Linked DNA regions of Homo sapiens: regions 1, 2 and 3 are each linked to region 4. The links are chromatin loops, found by intact Hi-C in ENCODE. Cell type or tissue: heart left ventricle. All regions are shown on one strand. Each heading gives the region's core, and the rest is flanking DNA. Links, peaks and the distances in the headings are about the cores only. Region 1 holds the start of SNAPIN (SNAP associated protein). Region 2 overlaps INTS3 (integrator complex subunit 3). Region 3 overlaps INTS3 (integrator complex subunit 3). Region 4 has its middle 6.8 kb from the start of S100A2.

Region 1 (5,520 bases), core at 1-2,500, 86 kb before region 4:
ACTCCAGCCTGGGTGACAGAGGGAGACTGTCACACACACACACACAAGAATGTAAATGGCAGCAACTGAATAGTGAGAATGAGACGAATTTTCCTAGGTATTTTTCAAGTACTGGGAGAAGTGAATTTCCCTTTCCCCAAAGAATTTTAAAATTACAGTGGCTTTCACTGTGTTGAGGACTTACAAAAAAGGGCAAAGAATCACTGTTGGTAAGATATTCTTTTACCTGAGCATTCTGTAGAATGTTGTTAACCAAGACAACGCGTCGCCGGGCATTAAGTAGCTTCTTAACATAGGGGTCAAGATCCAGGGCCACCTTCTGATCCTCATTTATGCGGCACAGTTCTGGGGATGGAAGTAAGGTGCAGCTAAGATCTAACGGCTTATCTCTTGTTCTGAGGGAAAGCAGGCTGGTAATGGGATGGAAAACACTTGCACCCAAACGGGCCACAGCCATTAGAGATTTAAGACATCCCTGAAAGGAGGAGTCCTTTGGCAGCCCTGATGCCCTGGAAGCAAGTGACAGAAACTCAGCCCAGGGGTTGGCAAAAACCTAAGGTCCTGAAAGTGGGCTGAAGAATTCCGGGTACACAGGGATGCTCACTCACCTGTGGCTAGGTTGTCAATTTGTTCCCGGAGCTCTACCTGGCTCTCTCTGCAAAGAGGTACAAGGCCTACAAGGTCAGGCAGTTACCGGAGCTCAGGAAACGAACTCCCCTACGTATTTACCAAGTACTGAGAGAAGCCGGCCTCCGCTGAACCCTCCACCTGCGGCCTTCCCGCCTGTCCTCCCCGCCTCGAATCAGTTTCCTAAATTTATGCCCACTCCCAGCCAGAACACTTTCTTGGCCCCGCCCCTACAAAGCCAGAGAGACAGGCCCCGCCCCCAACTTCCCTCCCGGGCACCTGACGGCGTGTACGTGAGAGTCGAGCTGCTGCACAGCGGGTCGCAGGAACTCCAGCAGCCCTTCGGCGAAAAGGTCGCGGCCTGTGGGCCCCGCCACCGGGGTCCCTGCCCCCGATACAGCGGCGGAACCAGCCCCCGCCATCACGAATTGTCCTGAAGCCCGAAACCTGCCGCGAGGGCCGCCGGGAACCGGAGCCGCGCCGCACTGCCCCGCCCCGTGAGGGGGCGCCCGGGAAATGCTGTCTCCACCAAGACACCGGGGTTTCTGGGAAATGGAGTCTAGCGCGAACCGGGCGGGGAGGAGGGCCAGGCCGTAGGAGTAGAGGCCTTGTGGCTGGTCTTGAAAATCTCCAAAGTTCAGGTTGTAGAAAGGAACCAGTTTTTGGAGTGGATACTTTTCGTTTTCTTTAAAGGTGAAAATAAACGCGAATACCTGCAGTTGTCCATAGCCTTCCCATGTTAACTTTATGAGATAGCCGGGCATGGTGGCGGGCACCCAGCTACTTGGGAGACTGAGGCAGGAGAACCGCTTGAACCCGGGAGGCGGAGATTGCAGTGAGCCGAGATCGCGCCACTGCACTCCAGTCTGGGCAACAGAGAGACTCCGCCTCAAAAAAAAAAAAAAAAAAAAAAAAAGCAACCCAAACCAAACAAAAACAAACCAAAAACAAAAACACTTTATGAGAAAGCCACATTATATTCATAGTATCGTTTTCTATTTCTAAAGAGTTTATTGTGGTTGGTTGTTTTTAAGACAAGGTCTCTCTCTGTCGCCTAGGCTGGAGTGCAGTGCCACCGTCTTGGCTCACTGTAGCCTTCACCTCCTGGGGTCAAGAGGTCCTCCTGCTTCAGTCTCCCAAGTAGCAGGGACCACAGGTGTTAGCCACCATGCCTGACTAATTTTTCATTTTCTGTAGAGAAGAGGTCTCACTATGTTTGTTGCCCAGACTGGTCTCGAACTCCTGGGCTCAGGTGATCCTCCCAACTCAGCCTCCTAAAGTGCTGGGATTACAGACGTGAGCCACCACGCCTGGTCTATTTCTAAAGAGTATATTTTTAATGGCATTAAATATGTAAAAAACTGCATGTATCCGAATTTCATTCCTTTTTAAGGCTGAATAATATAAACATGCAGGCAGGGCATGGTGGCTCACTCCTGTAATCCCAGCACTTTGGGAGGCTGAGGCGGGAGGATCACCTGAGCCCAGGAGTTCGAGATCAGTCTGGGCAACAAACCTAGTGAGACTCTGTCTCTACAGGAAATAAAAAATTAGCCAGGCGGCCAGGCGCAGTGGCTCACGCCTGTAATCCCAGCACTTTGGGAGGCCGAGGCGGGTGGATCACGAGGTCAGGACATCGAGACCACGGTGAAACCCCATCTCTACTAAAAATACAAACAATTAGCCGGGCGCAGTGGCGGACTCCTGTAGTCCCAGCTACTCGGGAGGCTGAGGCAGGAGAATGGCGTGAACCCGGGAGGCAGAGCTTGCAGTGAGCCCTGATCGCGCCACTGCACTCCAGCCTGGGCGACAGAGCGAGACTCCATCTCAAAAAAAAAAAAAAAAAAAAAAATTAGCCAGGCATGGTGGCTCACAGCTGTGGTCCCCGCTACTTGGGAGGCTGAAGTAGGAGGACCTTGAGCCTAGGAAGTTGAGGCTACAGTGAGCCAAGATCGTGGCACTGCATGCACTTCAGCCTGGGTGACAGGGTGAGACCCTGTCTCAAAAAATAAAAATTAAAAAAAATTTTTTTTTGAGACCGAGTCTTGCTCTGTCACCCAGGCTGGAGTGCAGTGGTGCAATCTCGCTCACTGCAAGCTCCGCCTCCCGGGTTCATGCCATTCTCCTGCTTCAGCCTCCCGAGTAGCTGGGACTACAGGCGCCCACCACCACGCCCGGCTAATTTTTTGTATTTTTAGTAGAGATGGGGTTTCACCACGTTAGCCGGGATGGTCTCGATCTCCTGACCTCGTGATCCACCCGCCTCGGCCTTCCAAAGTGCTAGGATTACAGGCATGAGCCACCGCGCCCGGCCATAAAAATAAATTTTAAAGTTTCCTTAGTTCACTTATTTTTCCTTTCATTTTTAGAGACAAGGTCTCACTCTGTTGCTGAGGCTGGAGTGCAGTGATGTTATCATAGCTCACTGTAACCTCAAACTTCTGGGCTCGAGCCATCCTCCTGCCTCAGCCTCCTAAGTAACTGGGACTACAGTCACCTGCCCCCATGCCTGGCTAATTTTTTAAATTTTTTTGGTACAGGCAGGGTCTCCCTATGTTGCCCAGGCTGTTCTCGAACTCCTGGCCTCAAGACACCCTTCCATGGTTTTCTTTTTCCCTGAGAATTATGAAGACAATGATTCCTTCCTTAGTTTAGTTCGGTTTGGTTTTTCATGGCTTTCCAGATAATTTACATCTGTCTCCTAGGCTCTAATGTGTTCCCGTGGCTCCCAATTCCCTAGGCCATGGGGAAGGATGTATGAGCAGAAATGCTCCTGGAGGACAGGCAAAGGCATCCATAGTGATAAATGGGCACCAGAACGTTCAGCTTTGAGCTTCATCTTCAGTAATAAAGGAAGATAAGGCATTTGAATCACTGTGAGATTTGGTGGTCAGCAGCTCTAAACCTAAGACCCCAACTGTGATAACTTTTTTTTTATTATTATTTTTTGTAGAGACGAGGCCTCCCTATGTTGCCCAGGCTGGTCTTGAACTCCTGCATCAAGCAGTCCTCCCACCTCGGCCTCCCAAAGTGCTGGGATTACAGGCGTGAGCCACCAAGCCCAGCCCCAACTGTGATAACTTTTAAAACCTTATACACTTACACTGGGTGGGGTGGCTCATGCCTGTAATCCCACCACTTTGGGAGGCTGAGGCGGGAGGATTGCTTGAAGCCAGGAGTTCAAGACCGGCCTGTGCAACATAGGGAGACTCCCATCTCTACAAAAAAATTAATAAAAAAAATAACTGGGCATGGTGGCACACACCTGTAGTTCCTGCTACTCGAGAGGCTGAGGTGGGAGGATCACTTGAGCCTGGGAGGTAGAGGTTGCAGTGAGCTGTGATCATGCCACTGCACTCCAGCCTGGGTGAAAGAGCAAGACTCTGTCTCACACACACACACACCAAAAACCACCTTATACACTTTTTGTCGTTGATTACGTTTGTATCCCTGTATCTTCCTCTCTGGTGATTAGAGGTAAAGCTCTTGCGAGAGGCTAGGAGCTTATTTTGGGAGTAAGTGGCAAGGCAACTGCAACCTGCTTCACAGTCAGGCCTTGGGAAAAGGAAGCCCAGGGGAGAAAGTAGTGACAGTGTTGAAGAGGAATGGAAAAGTGTTGAAATCTCTGAGGCTTGTACTGCAAAGAGAGAACAGGTGTTGACCTGGGCTGGGAGAGGGCCTTGGAGGTTGATGGCCCACTGTTTGCACAAGAAGCCCTTGTGTGTTAGGCCACTGTCCTTTCAGGTGCCTCTTCAATTCTTTAGATTAAATACTCCCTATTGCCGGATTTAGCAAACAGAATAAACAAAACACTTGGGACACCAGGTAAATTTGAATTTCAGATAAACAACAGTTTTTTTTTTTTTTTTTTTTTGAGATAGAGTCTTGCTTTGTTGCCTGGGCTGAAGTGCAGGGGTATGATCTCAGCTCACTGCAACCTCCACCTCCGGGTTCAAGCAATTCTCCAGCCTCAACTTCCCGAGTAGTTGGGATTACATGCGCCCGCCCCCATGCCTGGCTCTTTTTTTTTTTTTTTTAGATGGAGTTTCACTCTTGTTTCCCAGGCTGGAGTGCAGTCGCGCGATCTCGGCTCACTGCAACCTCTGCCTCCCGAGTTCAAGCAATTCTCCTGCCTCAGCCTCCTGAGTAGCTGGGCTTACAGGTGCCTGCCACCACGCCTGGCTAATTTTTGTATTTTTAGTAGAGACGGAGTTTTACCATGTTGGCCAGGCTGGTCTCAAACTCCTGACCTCAGGTGATCCACCCGCCTTGGCCTCCCAAAGTGATGGGATTACAGGCGTATGCCACCGTGCCCAGCAACAACAAATAATTTTTTAGTATGGTTATCTAGTAATCTGACTTCAAAGGCTGGTTCTCTGAGGAAAAGCATGTGTTTTGTTTTTATGCTTTCCTTTTTCTTGAACTTTATTTCTCATGGGGTCTATTGCAAAGGCCTCCTGACTGATCTTGCCTGTAGTCTCTATATTCCAGGTCAGTCTGCATTCTGAAATACCAGTCAGATTTCATAATACCCCTGCTTAGAGAAAAGTAGTGCTGAAAGGAATTTTAGACTCTGTCCTTTGTTCCTGGGACACTTGTGAGGAAAACTGGACAAGGGTCTTGAAGAATCCCTGAAATTTGATAAGAGGTTGAAGGCCAGTGCTAGTGTAATTTTTCATTCTCTAAACATTTATCACACTTTAGGCCCAAGGTATTCAGCACAAAAGCCCCTTCCTGCCTGCCTTCACCTGTATCGTATAGCTGTGGCCCTCCTCCAGGCCTTGGCTTTTCCAGAGAGACTGAAGATGCAGGTCCTAAGAATGCCCCTTCCCATCCAACTACTGCACATACAACCACCATGCTGTTTGTATGTCAGGGTCCAATGAAGAGAGA
Region 2 (2,500 bases), core at 1-2,500, 180 kb before region 4:
TGAGGTACTAGGGACAGAATTAACCACAGTATCTACCCAGGTCAGACTATGGGGAAAAGCTGGGTAAGTGTCCCTAAGTCAGTGGTTCTTAAGTGTGGTGCAAGAACATGTGGGGACTGCCAAGACCCTTTCAGGACCTGGAGTTTTGAGAACATACTGTGCTAGCTCAGTCTGCTTATCATTAGCAGCTCACCATGCCACAAACCTTTCCCTGGCTCTATCTAGTCACTGATACACAACGAGTCCCCACTCCCACACAATGAGTCACCTGTCCTAAATCACAACCTGAAAAAAAGAACCCGATTTTGGGTGGCAAACTCCTTTTCCCATGAGTTTCAGAATATCCCTGAGGGAAAAGGGGGTAATGAAAGATTTGTTCCCAGTTGCTTTAAAAGGAGTAGAGAGAAAGACACAGTGGGGATATTCCTAAAACTCTAATCCTGTCTCTAAGTGACAAAATTGAGACGCTGTCTCCTCCCAGCAAACAATTTGTAATGGCTTTGGCCCCCCTGTTGGAAGGCAGGGAACTGCAGGAAGATGAGATGGTGTTTAATTAGTCCAAGCAGGCCACATCCTGATTCCGGAAAACTACTCAAGCCACCTAATTAAAAGACTCTGTGGCCTTTTCTTTTCACAGAATGGATACACTAGCCAAGGTTACTGGGGAACGTTTCCTCCCCTACCTGCTACCTTTTAACTCCACAGCCCTAGAAACATTTGGAAGGGAGTGAGAAGGAGGGTGTAGGAGAGGACACAGTTTTAAATTTCTAGGTATTGACTTTCACCAAAAGATGTAAGTTTTTTGGAGGGTAGAAAACAGGGCAGTTATCTGGCTGTTATCTGATGCCTGTACAGGAAATTCAGCTTTAAGGTATGGGGACAGGACGTATTTGGTACCACGAATAAAATAAGAAAAATCACTTTTTAGAAAGATTGCTAGCAAAGGTAACGAAATTACCTGAATCCTGGAATGGCATAATAAAGAGAAAGAAAGAGTTGAAAGGCCCCCTGACCCAGGACAGTAAAAAGGAACAAAGACCTATCTGGTAAGAAGAGACTGTTAGGATCTCACGTGCTAGTGCAATGACACCAATAACAGAAGTGGCTCCAGGCCCAGATGTGGCTGCACATCCGTGCCCAGAGCACTAGGTGGCACTGCACAGCAGACAGGGCAGGGCTCTCAGACCTGGGCAGAGCACAGCACACAGCCATCTCTTTCACAAGTGTGAACGTTGGGAGGAGGTCCATTCTTCTGAACTACAGATAGTATGGACACTATTAGCCCTCTCAATCATTTGACTACTATGGTGTCCTCAATCAGAAAAGAGACTTAGAAGTCAAGCAAGAGGAAGACTGAAACCAAGGGGAAAGCCTCACCTCCAAACAAGTTCAGATGTGGAATAGCCCTCATAAAATTTCTGGCCCTTTATTTTGATGGATAAGGGAAAGAATCAGCCAGAAAGCCCAATATGTACCCCCTGATGCACCCTCTACCACTGGAACCTCCAAACCCTATATGCAAACTCCAGCAGGATTCACTAATCTCTATTACCTGCTCCACCCCAACTGCCCCCTGTGCCACTTCAAAAAGAGCAGGGGTTGGATGGAGAAGCTTGCAGGGGAGAAAAGGATACCTGCCAGGCGTGGGTGTTTGGCTGGCCCAATTCTACTGAGCTCATTCCTCCCCAACTTCCCCCTAAGATAAACATTCCAAGGAGGTCTGGATCAAAAATAAACCCTTATCAGATGAAGCCAGTTTTTCTGGGCTATGCGATATTTTGGCAAAGACCTCTTTCCCATTCCTTCATTCCTTGGGCATTAATTTCTTCACTTGCCAACAATACACTTGTCTCTCCCTCTCCTTGCCTCCCCCTCTCTAACTTAAGGTGTTCTTGGGCCACACAATCCTTTCATCCCCATTTCCCACACCCACACTCCTAATGGCCATTATCTGGCCTGTACCCCACCCTTCGTGGTGGATGCTACCTTTGCTCTGTCAGGATATCCAGAACACTTTCTGCCAACCAGATATTTTTGGCTGTAACATCTCCACCTGATTTCAAAAGGGGAAAAAAAGAATAGCTCCGATTAGCAAGTCAGCCAATCCAATACATCTCTTCACCCATTCTGCTGGTCCACCCTGACTGCCATCCCATTACTGCCATCCCTTCACTGCTGAGATAAACTGCCTTCTGTTCTGTCAGGCTTTAAAGTTTCACCCTTTGCCTCCAGAAAGAAGGAAAGGGAAGGTTCTGAATTTTTCTAGAAACCAGAGCTGCTACTTTCCCACAGATTGTGAGTTGGAGTGGGAACATTTTGGCCCTTGAAAATGAACGTCTGAGAAGTAGATATAAGAAGCCCACAGTTGGAAAGAAAGGATGATATCTCAGATAGAGCCTGAGAAGTACAGGTGGCTGACAACAGCTGCAGTCTAGCAACTGGATGTCCTGAGTCCTGCACTGAGGCCCCCAACAGGCCAAGAGTTTCTTATTTCCAGGTA
Region 3 (3,612 bases), core at 1,113-3,612, 200 kb before region 4:
AGAAGCCTCCAGTGGTTTAGACTTTCAAAGGAAGCAACAGCAGTGATGAGGGAGGGGAGAACCTGGATTCTGTAAAAAGACAAATTTTCGGGGTGAAGAGGAGCAGCTCTGTGCAGTTCGCCCAAACTTCACTCCTCAGTCCACCTCCATTCTCCCTGGACAGCGGGGGAACAACAGCATAGCCAAGGAACTCTCCTCTGCTGGTTCACATGGCCCAGCAAGTGGCCACACTGTGGAAGGAAGAGCATCTCTGTCCCTCCCTGGTATCCAGACTTTATCTCCAGGTACAGTTGTCCCTGGAGACCAAGCTGGAGCATCCCTCCCGTCAAGCAGCGAGTCCTCCGGCCATTCTTGGTAGGCACACAGACTTCAACTGGAGGATGACAGACCTTTTGGAAGCATCTTGTTTCTTGAGAAATGAGTAAGGACAGGCCTCATCCTACGGGGGATGGTTCTGCATAGACAGATCAGTGCCTGGCTCCCACCTCCAGTGGCAGCAGGAAGGATGGGTAGTGGCCAAAGCCAAGTCCCTTCTGCTCTAGACAAAAGTGGGGGCAGAACAGGAAGGGAAAGGGGGATGTTCTGCGGTTACAAGTAGGGGTGCCAATCAAATCAAGACCAAGCTATACATGCACGGGGCAAATGCCAGCAGACACTCCAGCACAAAAGACATTCTGGCTTGTTTTATTGTCATTTAAAAACAACTTTTAAGACACGATTATCTCTGCCAAAAAAAAAACAAAAAAAAACAAAAAAAAAAACAGACTCAAGGAAATGGGATCATTTGACAATTCTGTGAAACTTGCCTCTGGGACTCCCTGGGCTCTGGTGTAGATTGAGGTGCCAACCTCAGACCAACCTAAGCCTCCAGGGCACACCACGTGGGGCTGTGGCCACCCTTTCAGACTCCTTTCTGAATGCTTGTGGCATCTGCCCCATGATTAGGAATGGACACCCTGACCACGTCATAGATGCCCATTTCACACTGGCATGTGGATAGTGACTATAAAACGTCCCTTCAGAACAAACCAAGACCTGAAGGGGAAGCAGGAAGGGACACCCACACACTGAGTCTCTGCTCTCATCCTAGCTTATCTGGCCAGCTGCCCCTTTGTCATTTCCCTTCTCTGTTGAAATGGCTCTTTGGGAGACTGGGGGAGGAGATTGCGGAAGGGGCCAGGGGGCTGAGGACTTCCACTATGGTCTGATTTTACAGAGCCTCTGGCTTCAGTCAGATCCCAAATATCACTGGGAACAGCAGTGTGAGGGGCTGGAGGCCCCAGGAGGAGGGAAGGGGCTAGGGGCTGCATGGCAGCTTCTCAAACTCAGCCAGAGGAGAAAGCTCCTCCTTCCACCGGGGGAGCTTGGGGATGCAGCAAGGGTGTTTCCCCTGCAATCTCCTCAGCCTCTATTAACCTTTGAATCACCAAGAAGGAGAGGGCAGTCCAGCCGGGGGTGGGATGGGGAATGCAGGGCCTCAGTCACTGTCAGAGCCCACTGCAGAGGACCCTTTTCGTTTCCGCTTGGTAGGCTTCGGTTTCGTGTCTTCCTCTTCCTGGAAGAGATGGGAGGGGAAATGGGAAGTTAACAGCCTGGGCAGCTGCTGGCGCCGACTCCACCTGCACCCAGTGCTCCTTTTCCCCCTGTGCACTGGCTGGGTTCTCACTGAAGCACTGCTGGAGCCCGACTCTTCTTCGGCATTGGGGGGCTGTGTGGCATTCTTTCGACTTCGAGGGCTGGACAGAGCTGCTTTTCGCCGGCTCTTGGGTGGCTTGGTGGAAGAGTCCTCATATTCCTCCGCCAGGGAGAAGAGATCACTGAATCTAAGGAAAAGGAGCGGTAGCTCTTTGAGTGGGAGCCTGCTGCTCCTACGGCACCTCCCATCCTCTTCTCTGCCCCCAGGCCTAGGCCTTCTTTTTCTTCAACCCTGGACCCTAAGGTCTTGCTGGCCATTACGTTTATGTCCCTAGCAGGCTTCCTCTCCCTTAGGCTTTTCCCCTACTACTTTCCAAGGCCCAAAGTGGCAGGAGCCTCACTTCATCTTGTGGGCTTCGTCACAGCTCGCTTGGACATGCTGCAGCGCCTGGAGAATTGGCGTCTGGCTAAAAACTAGAGGAAGAAAAGGGAGAGCAGGGAAGGAAAAACAATCAGATGTCTGGGAGCTTATTAAACAGCACGCACAGGTTGTTTTATCCCGAGTGTGGGTTGTGGCCCCGGGTGTCCTGCCCCTGCCCCCAGCCTGGCTCCAGGCATAGTCTGGGCCAGGGCAGCACCGTCTACACTGGACGCCGAGGGTGGAAGGCATACAGTTCTGCTTGGTGTTGGTCAGGTTGAGCCGCAGATTGTCCAAGTGCTCCAGGATCTGCTCCAGAGTCAGCTGGGCCAGCTTGCTGCTAGAGCTCCTCAGGCTGTGCAGGAATCACCAGAGCCAGAGTCTGAGTGTGGGAGGGTTCCAGAGTGCGAGACACCCTCCACCCGCCAGGGCCCCCTTAAGACAGAGGCAGCCTACATGGGGAACAGGATAGGCAGCCTGGGAGGGCTGGGGTTGGGTGAGAAAGGTGTGCCTAGAACAGGGGATCCTGGCCACAGGGGCACTGGAAGATGGGGAGAAAGGGCCACGGTGGTCTCGCATGCCATGTGGCTTCGGACCACTAGATGTCGCCCACAAACCAGGCTGGGACAGCACTGACCCCCATCACCACCACCACCACCACCACCACCACCACCGACAGCAATCACTGCAGACCGCCATGGCCTGGAGGGTAGACAGGGACCGTGTCCCACCTCTGTCTCTTGCGAGGCAGGCTGTTGTTCTTGATGAGCAGGGACTTGATGTGCTCGGCCAGCAGCTCGTCATGTTTCATGCACCAGTGCCGCAGGATGCTGGTGGTGAACTGGTCGTCAGGATGGCAGGGCCGGCTCAGCACCATCTTCACCATCTCCTCGCTGGGCCTGGGGGAGGAAGGGGGCACTGGGTGCTGCTTGCACAGTGGCCGCAGGGCATGCTGGGTCTCTCCCACTTATTTCCCAAGCCCTGGCCTCCCCACCCACCCACTACTCTCACATCCCTCTCCCTCTTCTCCTTAGGCCAAGGAATGCCTGGTTTCATCCTCTGTGGAAGCCAGGAGAGAAGAAGTGAGATTCTTCACTTGCTGTGGTAGGAGAAGGCGTGTGCGTGTGTGTGTTGGGAAGGAGGACCCTCAGTTCTCCTCCTCCTCCCCTAGAACAGTCAGGGAGTGGGCCTGGGAGGCAGAAGCACAAGCATGTGGCATGCAGATGCTCCCCTACCCCTACCCTGCTAAAGCTGTGGGCCAACCTGGCTTCCAGCTGGAGGAAGGGGGCAGGAGAGGGTTGTGAAGTCACAGCCCCATACAGCCTCCAAGCTTCCCACTTCCTCTAGGACACTCTGTACCATTTATAGTCTCTCAGGCAAGAGAGCAGAAAGGGTGGAAGGAAGGCAGAAAGGTAGGAAGGATAAGATACACAGCTGCTGCCCCATTTATCGGGGGATGTTGCTAAAGGGCTTTGCGGGAAGAGGGGGCTGCCACCCTCTCCCTCTCTGCCCCACCCTGTCAAGGCACAGTAGGTCCAGCTGGCTCTGCTCTGCACAGG
Region 4 (5,555 bases), core at 1,743-4,242:
CCCCCACCTCCCGGACGGGACGGCTGGCCGGCCGGGGGCTGACCCCCCACCTCCCTCCCAGACGGGGCGGCTTGACGGGCGGGGGCTGCCCCCTCACCTCCTGGACGGGACGGCTGCCGGGCGGAGACGCTCCTCACTTCCCAGACGGGGCGGCTGCCGGGTGGAGGGGCTCCTCACTTCTCAGACGGGGCGGCTGCTGGGCGGAGGGGCTCCTCACTTCTCAGATAGGGTGGCCGGGCAGAGACGCTCCTCACCTCCCAGACGGGGTCGCGGCCGGGCAGAGGTGCTCCTCACATCCCAAACGGGGCGGTGGGGCAGTGGCGCTCCCCACATCTCAGATGATGGGCGGCCGGGCAGAGACGCTCCTCACTTCCTAGACGGGATGGCGGCCGGGAAGAGGCGCTCCTCACTTCCCAGACTGGGCAGCCAGGCAGAGGGGCTCCTCACGTCCCAGATGATGAGCAGCCAGGCAGAGACGCTCCTCACTTCCCAGACAGGGTGGCGGCCGGGCAGAGGCTGCAATCTCGGCACTTTGGGAGGCCAAGGCAGGCGGCTGGGAGGTGGAGGTTGTAGCGAGCCGAGATCATGCCACTGCACTCCAGCCTGGGCAACATTGAGCACTGAGTGAATGAGACTCCATCTGCAATCCCAGCACCTTGGGAGGCCGAGGCTGGCAGATCACTTCTGGTTAGGAGCTGGAGACCAGCCCGGCCAACACAGCGAAACCCCGTCTCCACCAAAAAAATACGAAAACCAGTCAGGCGTGGCGGCGCGCGCCTGCAATCGCAGGCACTGGGCAGGTTGAGGCAGGAGAATCAGGCAGGGAGGTTGCAGTGAGCAGAGATGGCGGCAGTACAGTCCAGCTTCGGCTGGGCATCAGAGGGAGACTGTGGAAAGGGGAGAGGGAGAGGGAGGGGGAGGGGGAGGGGGAGAGCCAGTTTCTTATTTTGAAATGGGGGGAAGCATTGAACTGGATCAAGCAAGCTGTCATCAAAGTCCATTACTTTTGAAGCTAGACTTAGATGTTTTACCAATTATAATGAGAAAAATATGGGCATTTCCAAACTAGGAGAAATAATGTAGCAAATTAACAGATTATTCTCAATTTTAAGGTTTTCTTTACTATTTTTCTTAAACTAACACCTGATACTTTCAGATGACAAAAAGTGGGCTCAAAGGATAAATAAATATTGACAGGAAAACCAGGAGTAGATCATGATCCCTGTATTTTAGTGGATGTGGGGTTTGGTCATGGTTCTATGTTGCTGATACATCAGATGGCCCCATCTTGGCCATGACACTGGCTCTAAGTATATGTTAGTTTCTTTTTCTTTTCTTTTCTTTTTTTTTTTTTTCCGAGACAGAGTCTTGCTCTGTCATCCAGGCTGGAGTGCAGTGGCATGATCTCTGCTCACTGCAACCTCCGTCTCCTGGGTTCAAGTGATTCTTCTGCCTCAGCCTCCTGAGTAGCTGGGATTACAGGCGTGTGCTACCATGCCGGCTAATTTTTGTATTTTTAGTAGAGTTGGGGTTTCACCATGTTGGCCAGACTAGTCTCAAACTCCTGACCTTGTGATCCACCCGCCTCGGCCTCCCAAAGTGCTGGGATTACAGGCGTGAGCCACCACGCCCGGCCCACAGTTTCTTCTTCTATTGATACATGTAATAACACTCACTGAGTCCTCCCTATACTTTACATACATACAAATGTGTTATCTCATTTGATAGGTGAAGTGGGCAATAGTATTCCCATGTTACAGAAGAGGAAACTGATGCTCAGGAAAAGGTTAAGTAACGTTTGTAAGGTTACATGGTGAGTGTAGTAACTGTGGTAACTTGCTTCCTATTTTTAGTAAGAGACCCTTGACCACACTGGCAAATCATAGCACTCCGTCTCCCTGGCAACAGAAATTGGCCCATGGCTAAGTATATGAGACAAGCAGGGCCAATCAGCGCTCTTCTCTGGATTAATATATAGATAATGGGTTTACAAAGCTGGAGCAGTCTGTGGCCACATTCCTCATTATTTGGAGAGGCTCTGCTATGCTATACTAAGGGTGATGCCCACATGCAAAAAGACACAAACAGCATGAGAGAAGAATGGATGGATGGATGGTGTTGAGTTCCTCATTCTGGTCCCCATGGCTGTGGTTTATTGATCCTGTGAATTATCACAGTGACCTTAATGCGATGTAACACAATACACCACATTTTTACTTTGGTGAGCTTGAATTAAACTTCTGTCTCTTTTAGCTGAAAGATCTTGATTGACAGAATTAGAATATGGTGGAGTCAAGATTCAAATCCAGAATCCAAAGTCTTAATTCCTTTGCAATAACCATTTCCTAGTATTACATATTGATCTCCAAAAATGTCTTTCTTTAAACCACTTCCTCATGAGCAACACACTATAATATTACAAATCACCACCCACTCTCCTGAGTCACTTTTCTTTTTCTGAAGCTGCCCTTAGTCCCTTTCTAAGATTTAGAAAGTAACTTGGATTTATCAGAACACAGAATGCATCTCTCAAGTTGGGTGTTTCTGGGAAGACTGTGAATCACCCTGATTTATGTTGATCCCTGTTAGCACCAGTTTCAGTTTTACCAAGTGACATTGTTCCTTCTTGGTCCTCTATGCTGGCAAATAGTGGAGCCTGGCTTCAGACTCAAGCCTGCCTTATACCCAGGCCTATGCCCTTGCCAGGACAGCAGCGGCCTCTAGCTGTGGGAAACCATGAGGAGCTGGCAGGCCAGGGTGGAAATATCCTGTGTTCTCGAGCCAGGTGTCAGGCGTGAGAACTCAGGAACTATGATACACTGACATTATTATCATTATTATTTTGTTTAGCTCACTCTGTTGACCAGGCTGGTCTCACACTTGGCCTCAAGCAATTCTCCTGCTTCAGCTTTCTAGTGCTGGGATTACAGGCATGCGCCACCACACCTGGCTAATTTTGTATTTTTAATAGAGATGGGGTTTCTCCATATTGGTCAGGCTGGTCTCGAACTCCCAACCTCAGGTGATCCACCTACCTTGGCCTCCCAAAATGCTGGGATTACAGGTGTGAGCCACAATGCCCGGCCACATCCTTCTTTCTTTTGAGTTCTGGGAAAAAGTACTCAAGCAGGGCTCCAAGTCTTAGCTGTGGACCAGCGAATGTAATTTGGAGCTGAGGCCAGAAAGATCTTTCTATTCCTCTCCTGCTGCTTCTTGAACGGACCTTCCTTGTAGCTCATTCTAGATAGCAACTGCCCAGCTGCCGACCCTTGCGGCGGTGGGGTCATCAGTGCAGGTGGGGAGCACAGGATGCAGGGCACGTCTTTCCGGGGGGCAGACTGACTGGGAAGAGGAAGCTGCAGTGAGAAGGGGCAGAGCTGAGCCTGCTCAGAGCCTATCCCTCAGTCGCACCTCTTCCTTTGGGAGAAGGAGAGAGTGGTGGAGAGAGAAGTGGGTGGCTCCTCCCTGCTGAAGAACTCTTTTGAGAGTAGGGTGTTAGATTGCTTCCTCCCCAAAACACTGGCATTGGCAAGAAGAGTTTCTGGTGACGTAGGAGAAAGCTGGTTCCGTAGAATGGTAGCAAGTCAGTTTTCAGGAGGTTCTGGGGGTGGAGGTGGAGGATTTAGAGCATATCTGGAAAAGTGGTGTTGAAGGGAGGAGAGAGGATGGTGGTTACGACGGACAGCACTTGTGCCTCTGTGTCAGGCACTGGGGATATGGAGCATTGACAATACTCAGTGCCTGTTTCTTAGGAGCCCAGTCTAGTGGGAGGGACACATATATAGTCACAATTAAACATAAGAAATAATGGGGGCTGGGTGTGGTGGCTCACGCCTGTAATCCCAGGACTTTGGGAGGCCGAGGTGGGCGGATCACCTGAGGTTCGGGAGTTCGAGACCAGCCTGACCAACATGGAGAAACCCCACCTCTACTAAAAATACAAAATTAGCTGGGCGTGGTGGTGCCTGCCTGTAATCCTAGCTACTCGGGAGGCTGAGGCAGGAGAATCACTTGAACCCGGGAGGCGGAGGTTGCAGTGAGCCGAGATCACGACACTGCACTCCAGCCTGGGTGACAGAGCAAGACTCTGTCTCAAAAAAAAAAAAAAAAAAAAAAAAAAAGAAAAAAGAAAAAAAGGGATAGAGCGATGGGCAAGGGGCTGCAGGAGGAACACTAGCTGTGTGTGTGCATGTGTGTGTGCATATTCTTCTGCTCTAGCAGGTGCGAGGCTGGGAAGTAGATACCGGGATGCTGCATGGAGGCAATGACCTTTGAGCTGAGTTTAAAGGGTGATTAGGATTGACAGGTGGACCTCCTGAGGAAAGGCTTTTCAAGAGAATGTGAGGCATAGGCAGGTGCTTGGAAGCACAGAAGGGCGCGGCATGCACATCAGTGTAGTTGCTGTGCCAGCAAAGGCATGCCATCTCTTCTGAAAGTTATGGGGGTTCACTAAGCATTTGAATCTGGGCTGACATGCTCAGATTTGAATTTTAGAAAGGTTATTCTGGTGGGAGAGCTGAGAAGGGGTTAGAGTTGGGGGGCGAGGATGGAGGTGGGAGGGGAGTTGGGATGTGTTTGCAGTAGTCCAGGAGCAAGATGATGCTGAGGGACCTAAGGCAGTGTGGACAAAGCTGGGTGGTATTTAGAAGGTGGAAACAATAGGTTGACTGGCCAACATCTGGAGGGCAGAGCGGGGGAAGCAGGAGGCTAGAGGACAGGAGGACAGCCACATTTCTGGTTTGGGTGATTGGGTGGATGGTGTTGTTATGTGTGGCAAAGGGGAAGCCAAGAGGAGGTGGGACAATGAGAAATGGTTCTTTTAAGCTTATTTGATTGTATTATTATTTTTTTGAGACAGGGTCTCACTCTGTCACTCAGCTCACTGCAACCTCCACCTCCCGGGTTCAAGCGATTCTCGTGCTTCAGCCTCCTGAGTAGGTGGGATTACAGGTGCACGCCACCACACGCAACTAATTTTTGTATTTTTAGTAGAGATGGGGTTTTGCCATGTTAGGCAGGCTGGTCTTGAACTCTTGGCTTCAGGTGATCTGCCTGCCTCAGCCTCCCAAAATGCTGGGATTACAGGTGTGAGCCACCATGCCCAGTCTCTTTTATATTTATATTTAATCCGGGCTAGGCTGGGCATGGTGGCTCACGTTGGTATCCCAGCACTTTGGGAGGCCGAGGCAGGAGGATTGCTTGAGCTCAAGAGTTCAAGACCCGTCTGGGCAAGATGGCAAAACTCCATCACCACAAAAGATGCAAAAAGATGCGCACAGTGGCGCACACCTATAGCCCCAGTTACTGAGGAGGTTAATGTGGGAGGATCACATGAGGCTGCAGTGAGCTGTGATGGTGCCACTGTACTCCAGCCTTGGCGACAGTGAGTCTATGTCTCAAATAAGTAAGTAAACAAAAATTAAAAAGAATCCAGTCCACAGGGCATTTGAAGGCAAGAGGAAAAGATGCCAGAATCAGAGATGGGGAGAAGATGGGCTTCTGGCGCCTGCTGAGGTTGAGAAATGAGACAGATAGGCTGAGTGTGGGGTGGAGAG

What was found. A loop is a pair of places that touch in the nucleus more often than their neighbours do. Peaks named below come from ENCODE experiments on the same cell type or tissue, not always from the same donor. Only the 100,000 strongest peaks of a DNase experiment are listed, where the experiment ranks them.
Region 1: a loop joins it to region 4, with 2.7 times the contacts of the local background. A loop is called at or near these places in 30 of 110 quality-filtered maps.
Region 2: a loop joins it to region 4, with 24 times the contacts of the local background. A loop is called at or near these places in 38 of 110 quality-filtered maps.
Region 3: it touches region 4 in a loop (4-fold over the local background); 9 of 110 quality-filtered maps call a loop at or near these places.

What each region holds. Positions count from the first base shown.
Region 1 is chr1:153,654,273-153,659,792 of GRCh38, reverse strand. SNAPIN (SNAP associated protein) reads right to left here and starts at 1,090. Exons shown (of 4, transcript NM_012437.6): 1 at 907-1,090; 2 at 609-655; 3 at 227-345. The coding sequence starts at 1,049. RefSeq lists an enhancer at 1,245-1,324. In heart left ventricle, for the core only: a CTCF peak has its summit at 1,108; a DNase peak (open chromatin) is centred at 1,122; H3K4me3 peaks cover 1,556 bases; H3K27ac peaks cover 1,179 bases.
Region 2 is chr1:153,748,242-153,750,741 of GRCh38, reverse strand. INTS3 (integrator complex subunit 3) reads right to left here. Exons shown (of 30, transcript NM_023015.5): 6 at 1,987-2,053. Among named protein-coding and RNA genes, the nearest start is that of INTS3, 21 kb to the right of the region's middle. In heart left ventricle, for the core only: a CTCF peak has its summit at 1,147 (motif pointing right); a DNase peak (open chromatin) is centred at 1,141; H3K27ac peaks cover 2,228 bases.
Region 3 is chr1:153,771,136-153,774,747 of GRCh38, reverse strand. INTS3 (integrator complex subunit 3) reads right to left here. Exons shown (of 30, transcript NM_023015.5): 26 at 2,785-2,952; 27 at 2,308-2,408; 28 at 2,037-2,109; 29 at 1,667-1,823; 30 at 1-1,555. The coding sequence ends at 1,478. Among named protein-coding and RNA genes, the nearest start is that of SLC27A3, 2.5 kb to the left of the region's middle. In heart left ventricle, for the core only: a CTCF peak has its summit at 2,645 (motif pointing right); a DNase peak (open chromatin) is centred at 2,657; H3K27ac peaks cover 2,286 bases.
Region 4 is chr1:153,569,839-153,575,393 of GRCh38, reverse strand. No RefSeq gene overlaps it. Among named protein-coding and RNA genes, the nearest start is that of S100A2, 6.8 kb to the right of the region's middle. RefSeq lists enhancers at 1-125, 126-906, 2,521-2,610. In heart left ventricle, for the core only: a CTCF peak has its summit at 2,724; a DNase peak (open chromatin) is centred at 2,713; H3K27ac peaks cover 533 bases.